3 separate regions of the Homo sapiens genome follow, and regions 2 and 3 are each linked to region 1. The links are chromatin contacts, found by Hi-C or POLR2A ChIA-PET in ENCODE. All regions are on one chromosome and are shown on one strand. Each heading gives the region's core, a stretch centred on a gene start or an enhancer-like site at or near the end of the contact. The rest is flanking DNA. Distances are from core to core; before and after follow the strand shown.

The links. A loop is a pair of places that touch in the nucleus more often than their neighbours do. ChIA-PET counts read pairs that join two places held with the same protein, here RNA polymerase II (POLR2A). Pooled maps may share reads with other maps.
Region 2: a loop to region 1 is called in a pooled map, with 2.8 times the contacts of the local background. The contact joins two enhancer-like sites. A Hi-C loop is called at or near these places in 8 of 37 single-sample maps with no recorded cell type and 5 of 50 pooled maps.
Region 3: a pooled map shows a loop between it and region 1 (2.5-fold over the local background). The contact joins two enhancer-like sites. A Hi-C loop is called at or near these places in 5 of 37 single-sample maps with no recorded cell type and 3 of 50 pooled maps. POLR2A ChIA-PET finds 5 or more read pairs at or near these places in 3 of 52 experiments (GM12878 and activated T-cell).

What each region holds. Positions count from the first base shown.
Region 1 is chr6:137,093,512-137,097,419 of GRCh38, forward strand. No RefSeq gene overlaps it. Among named protein-coding and RNA genes, the nearest start is that of IL20RA, 51 kb to the left of the region's middle. RefSeq lists enhancers at 809-858, 879-1,128, 2,536-2,675, 3,589-3,758. Within about 2 kb of position 2,265, at least 4 of the 41 ENCODE cell types and tissues checked have a DNase peak (open chromatin) inside an H3K27ac peak, as active enhancers do; they include GM12878, where a contact is called at or near this core.
Region 2 is chr6:137,903,079-137,906,986 of GRCh38, forward strand. No RefSeq gene overlaps it. Among named protein-coding and RNA genes, the nearest start is that of WAKMAR2, 37 kb to the left of the region's middle. RefSeq lists enhancers at 2,032-2,081, 2,262-2,351. Within about 2 kb of position 1,618, at least 4 of the 41 ENCODE cell types and tissues checked have a DNase peak (open chromatin) inside an H3K27ac peak, as active enhancers do.
Region 3 is chr6:137,826,941-137,830,848 of GRCh38, forward strand. All of the region lies in intron 3 of WAKMAR2 (wound and keratinocyte migration associated lncRNA 2), which reads right to left. Among named protein-coding and RNA genes, the nearest start is that of TNFAIP3, 38 kb to the right of the region's middle. RefSeq lists enhancers at 1,062-1,191, 1,212-1,261. Within about 2 kb of position 1,616, at least 7 of the 41 ENCODE cell types and tissues checked have a DNase peak (open chromatin) inside an H3K27ac peak, as active enhancers do; they include GM12878, where a contact is called at or near this core.

The DNA of each region.
Region 1 (3,908 bases), core at 1,015-3,514:
CACACTAACACCCCTCCCATCTGACCTTTGACCAAGGTTTTTACTACACGTATAAAAATAATAATATAAAGGAGTATGAGCCAAGTACTAAAGTCCTGAGGAGGTGATATCTCTGTGTGCCAAGCAGTCACGGAAGCCTTCATGGGTGATGTTAGAAGACTGTTTTAGTCTGTGCTTGCACTACTATCAAGAACTATCTGAAACTGGGCAATTTATAAAGAAAAGAGGTTTAATTGGCTCATGGTTCTGCAAGGCTGTGCAGAAAGCATGGTGGCTTTTGCTTCTGGGGAGGCCTCAGGAAGCTTCCAATTGTGGTAAAAGGCAAAGGGAGAGCAGGAGTCTTACATGGCTGGAGCAGCAGCAAGAGAGAGGAAGTGGGGAGGTGCTGCACACTTTTAAATGACCAGATCTCATGAGAACTCACTCACTATCATGAGAACAGCACCAAGGGGATGCTGCGAAACTACTGACAAGAAATCGCTCCAATTGTCCAATCATCTGTCACCAGGCCCCACTTCCAACACTGGGGATTACAATTTGACATGGGATTTGGGTGGAGACATGTATCCAAACCATATTACAGACCTTGAAGATGGGGAAGGGGATTGAATCCTTTGATCAAAATCCCATTTTGTGCCTCTGATTTTGGGAAAAATTACTGATCTTCCTTGAACTTCAATTTCTCTATAAAATGGCAATAATATAGTTGTTGCATTGATTAAATGAGACAAGGTAAAGTGTTTGTCAGATGCCCCAAACCCAATAGGTGCTCAGTGAATATTTTTTAAAAATATAGAAGTTATGTTGTGGGCAAAGACTTGGGCAAATTATTAGGAACAAGACTGTAGCTTTTGGGCAGAGCACAGTTGGACTTACTGGCTCAGTAATTCCACATTTGAGTAGAACAACAACTAGTTTCTCAATGATGACACATCAGGATCAAACACCCGGGGGACCTCTCCTGCAATTGCTGTTCTCTTTGAAGAAGCTCCTTTTAAATAGAAGACAGTACCTTGAAATATGGCCACAGGAGGTCAGTAGCGTGCTGTGGTTCTACGCAGAAGCAAAAAAACAGTCCCCTCTAAGCATCTTTAAGCCATAAATTCCTTGTTGTAAACTAAGAATATGTTATTCCTTCCATATTTTCAGATAAATTGACAGCTAAGCTTAAAGAAATTATGCTTTCAGCTTGTAATATGGAATAGACAGGCACTAACTTATTCTTAAAGACTCTTATTATGACACGGCTGTGTTTGAAGAAATGGTTTTGTTTTGTTTTTTAATGAAACCTGTGTTTTGGTCAAGAGTGTTACCACATTCAGATCACAACTTTTCTAAGGAAATACACTCAAAGACACCTAACATTTGAGTGAGATTAATCATAATGTAAGATTTCTGTGATGTGTGCAATGGGGCTTCAATATCTTAGATCTCACCATGATGGGCAATTGCTTGTCTTTTTCGAGCCTTGATTTCTCATCTTTAAGACAGGAGTGACGCGGCTGTTGTCATAATTAAGTGAGGAAATGTAGTTAAAGCACCGACCACCAAGCCCTAAACATTTTGTGCTTCTGGATGCCCAGTATCCTTCCTGTTTGGGGAGAATCTGAAGATGGGTGAGGGACAGGGCTTGTCCCTCGCCGCAATGGAAGTCAAAGGGGGACGATCTTTCTTCGACTCTTTGACCCCTGGCTGCTGGAGCATGGTCATGTGACCAAAGCGTGGCTGGGCATCTCAAAGGCTCAGCCACTTGCATATTATTTGTGATGTCAGGTGTAGGCTAGTGGCGTAATAGCAAGCACCCGGGATCAGCAGGTCCCTGCAGGATGTTGGCGGGGCTTTGCCTACCTTCGTTTCTGCCTAAGTATGCTGAGTTTTCCCAACAACGCTGGGAGCTTATTTATATCCTTCTAACAAATTCAGGTTAGCCAGAAAATCTACTGTTGTTTGCAACCCAAAACACTGAAGAGTGTAAGATTCAAGTTTAAGTTTATGGTAAATGTGCAAAATTACTCGTTAAAGGATTCTGGCTGGTATATAATAGAGTTTTCTCCTGAGGTTTTTTCCACAGTACAATCGATGATTGTAAAAGAAAAGCTGAATAATTGAAAAAAGGCCTAGTGTTTTGACATGACAATAGAAATAATATTTACTAGACACAGAGAGCAGGGTTTCAACCATCCTGTAATTGTCAGCCATGCAGCAGGGCTGTCTGAGGACAGCTGTGCATGTAAATCATCACTGGTTGCCTGGATGAGATAACTAGGTTACTGGTGGCTTCCCCTTCTTCTGGCTTCAGAGGTTGCACCCAAACTCAGTTTCCCATGGGCCCAGTGACTTCCTCTCTCATATCCTCCCACACCAGACCTTCAATGAGACTAAATGGAAATATCTCTGAAATCCACTGATGAGAGAGCAGTAGAACTAACACTGTATATATGTGTGTGTGTACATACTTCAGTATGAAAACAGGAATTCCTATGCATAAATGGCATAACAACACCATATGGCCCCTCACCAATGCATCAGAAGGTAAATAGCTTCTCTTCAGATGATGTTAGAAGAATCATTTGTCCAGTTATTCAAGTTAAATGTCATTTACTTTTGAAATGTTTCTTTGTGATTTAAAGCCTGTCACTAAAAACAAACCCCACACCACCACCACAAAACAAAAACCAAAAAATAAAAGCAAACCACTGCTCTTTGCTTCTCAAACTCTCTCACTGCCTGATATCACACTCACCAGGAAATTTTCTTGGTGATAGAACTTCCATTTCCTCACTGTCTCCCTCACCACCTACCCTACCTCCCATCAGCCCTGGCCTTGGGAATGAAGTGGTCAGAGAAAATGATCTCCTCATAAATGTCTGATGAAAATCGGCTTGCCACCCTGTAACATGGGAAGACATTTGTATCATCTATATTCTAGGTTGATCATAAAACCATCTTATAAAATTGGTTAATTATGCTGGGGTTCAACTGTTTATTATGTCAGACAAGTAGGGTTTTGGGGCAGGTCTGAGATGAAGAGATTGGTAGTAAGGGAAGACTCAATTTATAGCTTTTATTACCAGTAAAATCTGAAGCCTTGCAAAACCTCAATGGTGCCCAATTATATAAAAACATGGTAATTTTTCTTGCATCATCAATATTTAAAAGCCACTTGGCTGACCATGTTGGGACACCTATGTTTTGAAGCATGTGAGGAAACATCTGTGAGCACATTTACAGTATTCCATCAAATAATACGCTTCAAATTCAAGAGGAGTAATTTCAAATTAGTAATGTTTACAGACATGTCTGCATCCATTGTACCTAAAAGAAAGTTAAAATGAGATAAAAATCTGGGAAAAAAAGGTGGCAGCTCATTTCCCACAATCTCCCTTGCTTTTTTAAACTCTTACTTTGAACTTACTGCTTTTTGCATGATAGTCTTCTGCCTTAATTCTTGAATTTTCCAAATTGATGTTAAAGTCTTTAATGACTCCTTTTTATACCAAATAACTCTCTCTTTTTTTCTTTTTACCAACTCTCTGATATGCAAATGTATGTCTGGAGTACCATAAAAAGGATTTTATTTTTCAAAAATAAACAAAGGGAGAATGTAGGTAACAAAATCTAATACAGAAGATGTATTTAACATCATGGTATAGTAGAAAAAAACAAGTTATTCTGTCTTGCATCATTGATGTTTATAAGTCACTTGATGAGCCATTATGAAACATCTCTGTTTGTAACATGCAAAGTTAACAGCTGGGTCATATTTATAGCATTCTACTCAATACCATGCCTCAGAGTCCAGGTTGAGAATTTGTGATTTGCAATTGATAGGCATATTTGCCTTCAGACATTGGAAAACTCTGAAATAGGAAAAAATAATGAAGACATTGTAAAGTATTTCTTTCCCT
Region 2 (3,908 bases), core at 368-2,867, 810 kb after region 1:
TGCTTAAAAATCAATTACAGACAGAGTAAGGAATTTATATGTCAAAAACAAAACTTTATGAGAGGAATATATATGGGTAAATAGTTTTCTGACTTGAGAATAGAAAAGAATTCCTTAAACAAGACCAAATATGATATCCTAAAAGAACATATTGACAAATGCGTTGAACAACTACACTACACTCCAGGTCCTCCCTCCAAAATCCTAAACCCAAATCTCATCACGTTTTTCAGTGAAATAAAAATACCTTCTGTTTCCAGCAAGCATCCTCCATAAAAGGCTTTGAAGTTATTAATATAATTAGCAAAAAATTCAGTACAGTATCTATTTTTAAACAGCGGTATTAAATTATAAGAACTATTTGTCCATTTACCCTAGTTCCTTGGAAGGCCGTGCGGAAGAATCAAATGCGCAAAGGTTAAAGCCCACAATTTTCTTCTTGAAGTAAATGGTAGCATTGTTAAGAAACGACCGAGGCCAATTTTCCTTTTTAACAGTGAGAACAACTTGTAACTAGAAGTCAGAATCTCTATTCAAGTATTTTACACAGTTCTTCTGTGAATTGCATATAGTGGATAGGATCATATTGATCTGTGATGTCAAAATCCAGTGCAGAGGCTTCACAGAGGAAGTAAAAGGAGATAAGATGACTACTCACCACTGCTCTGGGCACCAAGGCCCAACCTCTCCTCCTCAGAGGAGGGCAGTTGTCCAGGTACCTTTTAGCCCCAGCTCACATCTGAGGCTCATTATTCCTGGGTGAGAAAGCAGCTTTGGGGCACTTTCTAGAATGCTCTATCATGTGCTAGAGAATGATAATGGTGAATTCCACAGAGAGTTGTGCTTGGAGGATTCCTTCATTCTCAGCTGGGAGAGACAACCACCCCCGGTAGTTGGCTTTAAAATTTTTTTTTATCTATCTATCTATCATCTATCTATCTATCGATATTTTCACCATGTAGCCCAGGCTGGTCTTGAACTCCTGAGTTCAAGAAATTGGCCCGCCTCGGCCTCCCAAATTGTTGGCATGAGCCACCGCACCTGGCCCCAGGTAGTATTTTTACACTTGTATTGTCCAAGTTTTAGCATGAAGTGTTGCTTTTTCTCTGGTGGTCTGGAAGAGTTCACCCTGCCTGTTAGTGTGAATTTTACCTGCTAGAAGTGTGTCTCCAACAGACATCATCCTGAGAATGTCAGTGGGGGACTCAAAAACGAGGGGGCATCTCCTTGCCAATGGGGCATCTCATAGTCGTCAATGCCACTAGCGGTTAACAGGAGTACCTCTGGATGTGCATGCTGTTTTAGGTAGGCCTTTTCGGGTTTTGAAAACTCACAAAGCAAGTGAGGGGACTGGAAATTGAATTTATTCTTAGATCCTTGTCTCAGAAATGTAAGCACAGGGCAAGAAAGTCAGCACAGTGCCCTGGAGTCCTATCTGATCTCCGGGTTTTGGGGGCACCTTCCAGAAGGTACAGGTGCCACAAATACCCCTGCAAGACTCAGTGGAAAAACTCTCACCACTATTCTTATGCCCAAGGGGCCACGCTGTGAGTGTCTGCATCTCCTCAACCACACAGGTCTTCTCATTGCATGCCTAGATAAGGCAGTTACATTGAAACTATTGCATCACCTTGCTGCAGTCATGTATGATTAACTAGATATGCTGGAAAGAGAGAGGAAGGAGGCTGGTTACCGAGTTTAAGGAGTGTCATTTATGGTAAAACACATTTTTCCTATAATAAAATCAATCATAGGTGGTGGCAATTGCTACAACATGCTTTAGTATTGGTTTGATTTCTCCATTTCTAGATAGTGTTTCCCATTAGGTTGTTTTTTTTTTTTTTTTTTAATCAGCCTCAAAGAAACCTTAAAATAAAGTTGTGACTGAGGGCGGGTGAAGGGGACATGGAGTATGATAGTCACTTTTGTTCCAGTGTTAATTTTCAAAAACTCCGGATGTCTAATATTGAAAGCCAGTCCAGAGCGCTCAGTGTTAAAGAACTCGCTCCCTACCCGCCCCCCCGCCACCCCAACTGCGGGGCTGAATCACACGAGGAAGGAAAGTCTGGCTCACTGCTTTATTAATTCACTACTGTGATTTCTTTCTCTGTTACTAAAGGGGACTGGGCGGGGGGTGGTAAATTGAGTGGGCAGCCAGGAAATGTGATATTTTTCTTGGTTCCTTGTGATTGGAGGAAATTCTGTCTTCTCCTTTTGGTTCAAAAGTTTTAGCAACATAACCTTTGGTTTTGTTTTGTTTTTCTGTGAAGTAATTTGACTTTTCAGTGGAAGCTACCCCAAGCCCACCTCTCTGGGGTTGTAAAACCCGCTCGCTTTGATACAATTTCATTAAATGAAGTCATCCAGATGGTGAGCCCATATAAAACCCTGACCTTCAAAGGTCTCTGCCTGTCTCTAGGTCCTTGGGTAATTTGAAGTGTCACTTCTTGGCCATGTCTGCTCAGACCTGTCACCTTAAATCTCCTCTTTGAACTTTATCTTACTTTTCTCCTTAATCTTCTTTTGATGGGAGGTGAACATTAATAGGAATGATCTTCAATGCCGGTTCTCTGAAGACCCGTAGTAATTGTTAGTAATCAAGCCTGATGTGATGGACAAAATACACATTATGTGTAAATGTCCCATGCAAAATGTGAGAAAGTTTAGATGATGTACAGCAGTTATTTTTAGTCCTTCGAATAAAACATACTCCTCACATACATACTCCTCACATTCGAGAGCAATATTATAAATAATGCAGCATTCATTTAATATAACCTCAGTATGTTTCATTTCAAAAGACCAACTGTAATTTCTATTTCTGTTTATTTTTAAAGAACTCTTCACTACTGTAATATTATATTTTAATAATAATAACAATGACCTGTATATATTACATACTTAATATATGACAGTCCATAAGCTAGGGTTTATAAAAATATATATGATCAAATTTCATCCTAACAATACATTATGTGTTAAGTATTATCCCCATTTGACAAACAAGAAAACTGGGTCTCAGAAATGTGCACAGTCATGTTTAAAAATCCTAACTCTCTATCTCAAAAACCCATCCTATGGTGTCTCTAAGAGAAATGTGTAGACTGCTCAAACTGGTTCTAATAAAGTTTTCCCTCATTTTGAATGTTTCTGTTCAGTAACGAAAAACTGTAAATAAATAATACAAAAAGCATATTTATAACCTAAGTATAAGGCCTAAGAATAATAATAAAATGGATACTTGCATACCCACCACTGAGCTTAAGAAATCAGACATTAGCAACACCTTTGAAGCCTTGTGTACCTTTCTCCCAATCTATTCATCTTCCCCAATCCAGAGACATGGTTTAGTGCATGTGAGTGAGCCACCTCCCCAGTTAGAAAGTAGGCTTCTTGAGAAAAAAACTGGGTTTATTATTTCTTCATTTTTCTTTTTAGTTTTACCACATAGGCATTTATCCCTAAACACTGTACTATTTGATTTTGCTTGGCTTTGAACTTTATATAATTATTCTTTTGTAACTTGCTCTTTTAATTCAGTACCACCTACGTTGATGACTATAGTGTATAGTTCTTAATCTTCACTGCTATACAGTAGTCAACTGTATGACTATACCACACTTATTTACCTATTATCTCATTTGCCTGGATCTGTGTCGCTTCAGGTTTTTGCTGTTACAAATCAAATAGATATTCTTGTCCAAGTCTCCTGGTACACACATGCTAAAATTTCTTTTGGGTATATATCCAGGAATAAAATGCAGATTGAAGGGTGTGTGAAGTTCAGTCTTACATAACCGTGTCAATTACTTTTTTTATATTTTGAAAAAAAATTTTCCCATCGTTTTTCTACTGTTCTGTTTGCTGCTCATTTTCTTACTAATTTGTGGGCTGCCTTTATATATTTT
Region 3 (3,908 bases), core at 366-2,865, 730 kb after region 1:
TTCAGTCAAACAAATACAATTATTTGATATTTTTTCCTTGATGCTTTTGAAGACACCTCCTCCATAACCACAATCAGGAACGGTCTGTATTTCAGCAGTCAGGAAGTTCTTTTTTTTTTTTTTTTTTTTTTTTTTTTTTCAAATAAACTGCTTATCTTAGAATGGTTTTAAAATTACAGAATTAATGTAATTAGTGCAGTAATGTAATTAGTGCAGTAATGGTACAGAGCGCTCCCTACCTAATACTGAGTTTCCCCTATTGTTAACATATTACATTAATATGGTACCTTTGTCATGACCAATGAATCAGTATTGATACATTATTTCCTCAGCTTTTCCCTAATGTCTTTTTTCCTTTTTCTTTTTTGAGATGGAGTCTCACTCTGTTGCCCAGGCTGGAGTGCAGTGGCACGATCTCGGCTCACTGCAGCCTCCACCTCCTGGGTTTAAGTGATTCTTCTGCCTCAGCCTCCCAAGTAGCTGGGATCACAGGCGCCCGCCAATACACCCAGCTAATTTTCGTATTTTTAGCAGAGATGGGGTTTCACCATCTTGGCCAGGCTGGTTTCAAACTCCTTACCTCAAGTGATCTGCTTGCCTCAGCCTCCTAAAGTGCTGGGATTACAGGTGTGAGTCACCGTGCCCTGCCCCTAATGTGCTTTTTCTATTCCAGGATTCCATGCAGGATACCACATTGTATTTAGTAGTCATGTCTCCTTAGGCTCCTCTTAGCTGTGGCAGTTTCTTAGACTTTCCTTGGCTTTGCTGACCTTGATAGTTTTGAGGATTACTGGTCAGGTATGTTGTAGAATGTCCTTCCATTGGGTTTTGTCTGATGTTTTACTCATGATTAGACTGAGTTAATGCATTTAATGGGAGGGAGACCACAGAGGCAAAGTGCCATTCTCATTATATCATATCATCAAGGGTGCACACTATCAATCGCTTGCCAATGTTAGGGAGTTGTTTTTAAGGTCAAAAGTAAATTCCTATTGTTAAAGCAGTGGTTCTCAAAGTGTGGTCCCCCAGATCAGCAGTGTCAGCATCACCTGGAACTTGTTAAAAATGCAAATTCTTGGCTTTATCACAGGCCTACTAAATCAGAAACTCTGGGGGTGGAGCCCAGTGATCTGTCTGAACAAGCCTAGGTGATTCTGATGCAGCTGAAGTTTAAGAACTGCCGTGTTCGTGGTTGTCTAACATGTTTGGCCTCAATGTATAAAAAGAGTTCTCCTCAGTGCCCATCTATTAAGCCAGTGGTTCTCAACTCTGCTGCATTTCATGAATACCCACGCCCAGGCACCATCCCCAGAGACTGATATCACTGCTTTGGGAGGGTGTCTTACTGAAAAGTTCCCAGGTGGTTCCAAGCCTAGACAGGGTTAAGGGCTCCTGCCCTGGCCCTCAGCTAAGAGAAGTCTCCCCTCTTCTACTCATGCTTTCCACCCTTGTAAGCTCTCCTTCCTTTCCCCCTTGGCCTTTGGAAGAATGGATCAATCAGTAGCCTGGTTTCTTAGAAAACATCAAAGAAGATTTAATGCTACAGAACTTCAGATTGGTAATAGCCATAAAGGTCAACTAGTTATGTGGTTTTAAAAGTTTTTTTGAGCAGACTCTTTCTTCAAAGGAAATCTTTATGGGGAAACCCAAACCAATACAGAAAAAGAGAGAAAACTGAGCTGCCCTGAGTGAAGGGGAAGGGACTTGAGGTTGCTTCTGGTCCTCCTGACACTATCTAGCCATCACTGGGCTAGTTCAGCCTTCCCAGTCAATGGTTGTCCACCTTCTCCTTGATCATTTCCAGCATCAGGGGCTCCTCCACTTACCACGCCACTTCCATTTCAGTACCAAGCATCAAAGCTTTCTTTCTTTTGAGCCCCCATTGGCTTCCCCATCACTTCCTATCACTAATACAGCTCCTTTCCTGGTGTTAAAGAAGAGAGATAGAGAGCCTTTCCCATAAAAAGCCTCTTTTTATTTCATGATTCAGGCACCCTGCTCCCTCAACAGTGGTTCTCAACTGGATTGTGCATTAGAATCAACCAATGCACTTTCAAAAGTCTCACTGCCCAGGATACACCCCAAATCAATCTGGTAGTGTCTTTTCAGGTGGACCCAGGTAGACAAGAACCACATGCAGCCTGGCTGGGGACTGAGCACCTTTGTCAGAGCCTCTCCCCTCACCCCCAGGCCAACAGGGCCACCCTCTTTCCTGATGATTGACACTACTCTGAACCTCCTCATCATTCCATCTGCTCCCTTTAGAGAATGCTCCATTATCCGTATCAAAAAGTAAGTCATAGTGGCACAATTTTCACAAACAGTTTTTATACAATGAAGGTAAAAAGTTTAAGTGCTGGGTTGATATAATACCAAATTCTTTCTTTCTCAAGTTAATTAGAATAAAAAGACACCTATTTGCTTCGTGACTCAACAATCCAACTTCTACTCCCATGTCCCCCTTCCCCTATACTGGAAAGATTGTACAAATGCTCCTACCTTTCCCGGAGCAGAAGTGTCTCACAGCTAGTATCCCTGCTCTGCCCTTGTTAAATGAGAGGTAAATGATGTGATCATTTTTTTGTGACTGCCTTAAGCAACTCCACCCAGATGGCCTGGCTGTTTGTTTGGTGAAGATTTCTCTCTCCTCTTCTGCCCCCTCTTTCTGACCCATTAGTCAGAAAATAACTGGGCTTTGCAAATGTAGGTTGTGTAAGTTGTCAGGTTCACCAGCCTCCAAATGGCCTGTCCCAAATCCTCTTAACCAGTATTTCCGGAATGAAGTTAAGATCATGCAGGCCATTAGCCAAGGAGTTTAGCTAGAGAGGGTGGGGTGAAGCACAACCCATGCTTTGAAGTATCTGAAACACTCACCAGCCAATGACAATTACTTGTCTCCACTAGGCTGAAGAACATATTTCAGTTGTTCCTATCTCCACTGAAAAACTTGCCTCCTATATATGACATGACTCATAGTCATTAAGTCCAACGTGGAACGCAAAGAGGTTACTGTTTTCCTAACCATTGTATTCGAAGTCTCAGTCAGCTCAACCAACTGCTCCAAGTTGCAGAACATGGCTGAGGTAAACATGGAATTGTGCTGAGAGTTTTGTCTTAAACTCATGCCATCCATCTTCAGTTGGACCCTCGATTCTCTCTTATAATCATTTTTCTTTTCCTTACTAAACTTGATACTCTATGCCCCACAATAGTGTTTCAGAACTTCCTTCCAAAGTTTCAGTTTTCACATCTTTAAAATAAAGATAATCATAGCATCTACTTAGTAAGGCTGTTCTCAGTATTAAATCAAAGGATAGGCGTAAAGTTCAAAACATATGACATAAGTACCTAATACATGCTGTTACTATTATTATATATGTTATTATCTATGCTAATATTATATGACATGAATAATGAAATAACAAAATAATATTTTCTACTCATCTCAAAGTTACGAAACTTTTTTAGTGTCAGCTATATGCTAGTTATCCTGTTAACATGACACTTTGATATACAGCCCCTAAGATCCCAACTCCCTTCCACTCTCTTTCCCTCATCTTATTGGCCTTCTTTCTTACTAAGATCAAGGCAAGTCCATGGAAGCCCCTCAATATTCCCCTGCATCTCAGAATTTCTCCATGTCATCAAAGTTCCTGTTTTTCTTTCCTCTTCTCTCTGAAGGCCATCTCTGCTCCACTCCACAACCCTGGCCCTTCTCACACTAAGTATGGTGCCCCAGGGAGGATTTCCCCTTCAGCCCCACCTAAGAGATCTCAGCATGCAGCCCACAAGGTTTAAAATTGAGTCTTTACTCTTGAAAAGATTAAAACAGAGTTGAGGTGCCAAAAAAAAAAAAAAGAAAAGAAAACCTACAAGATAGCTCATAACAAGTGCCAACTGAGTCATTC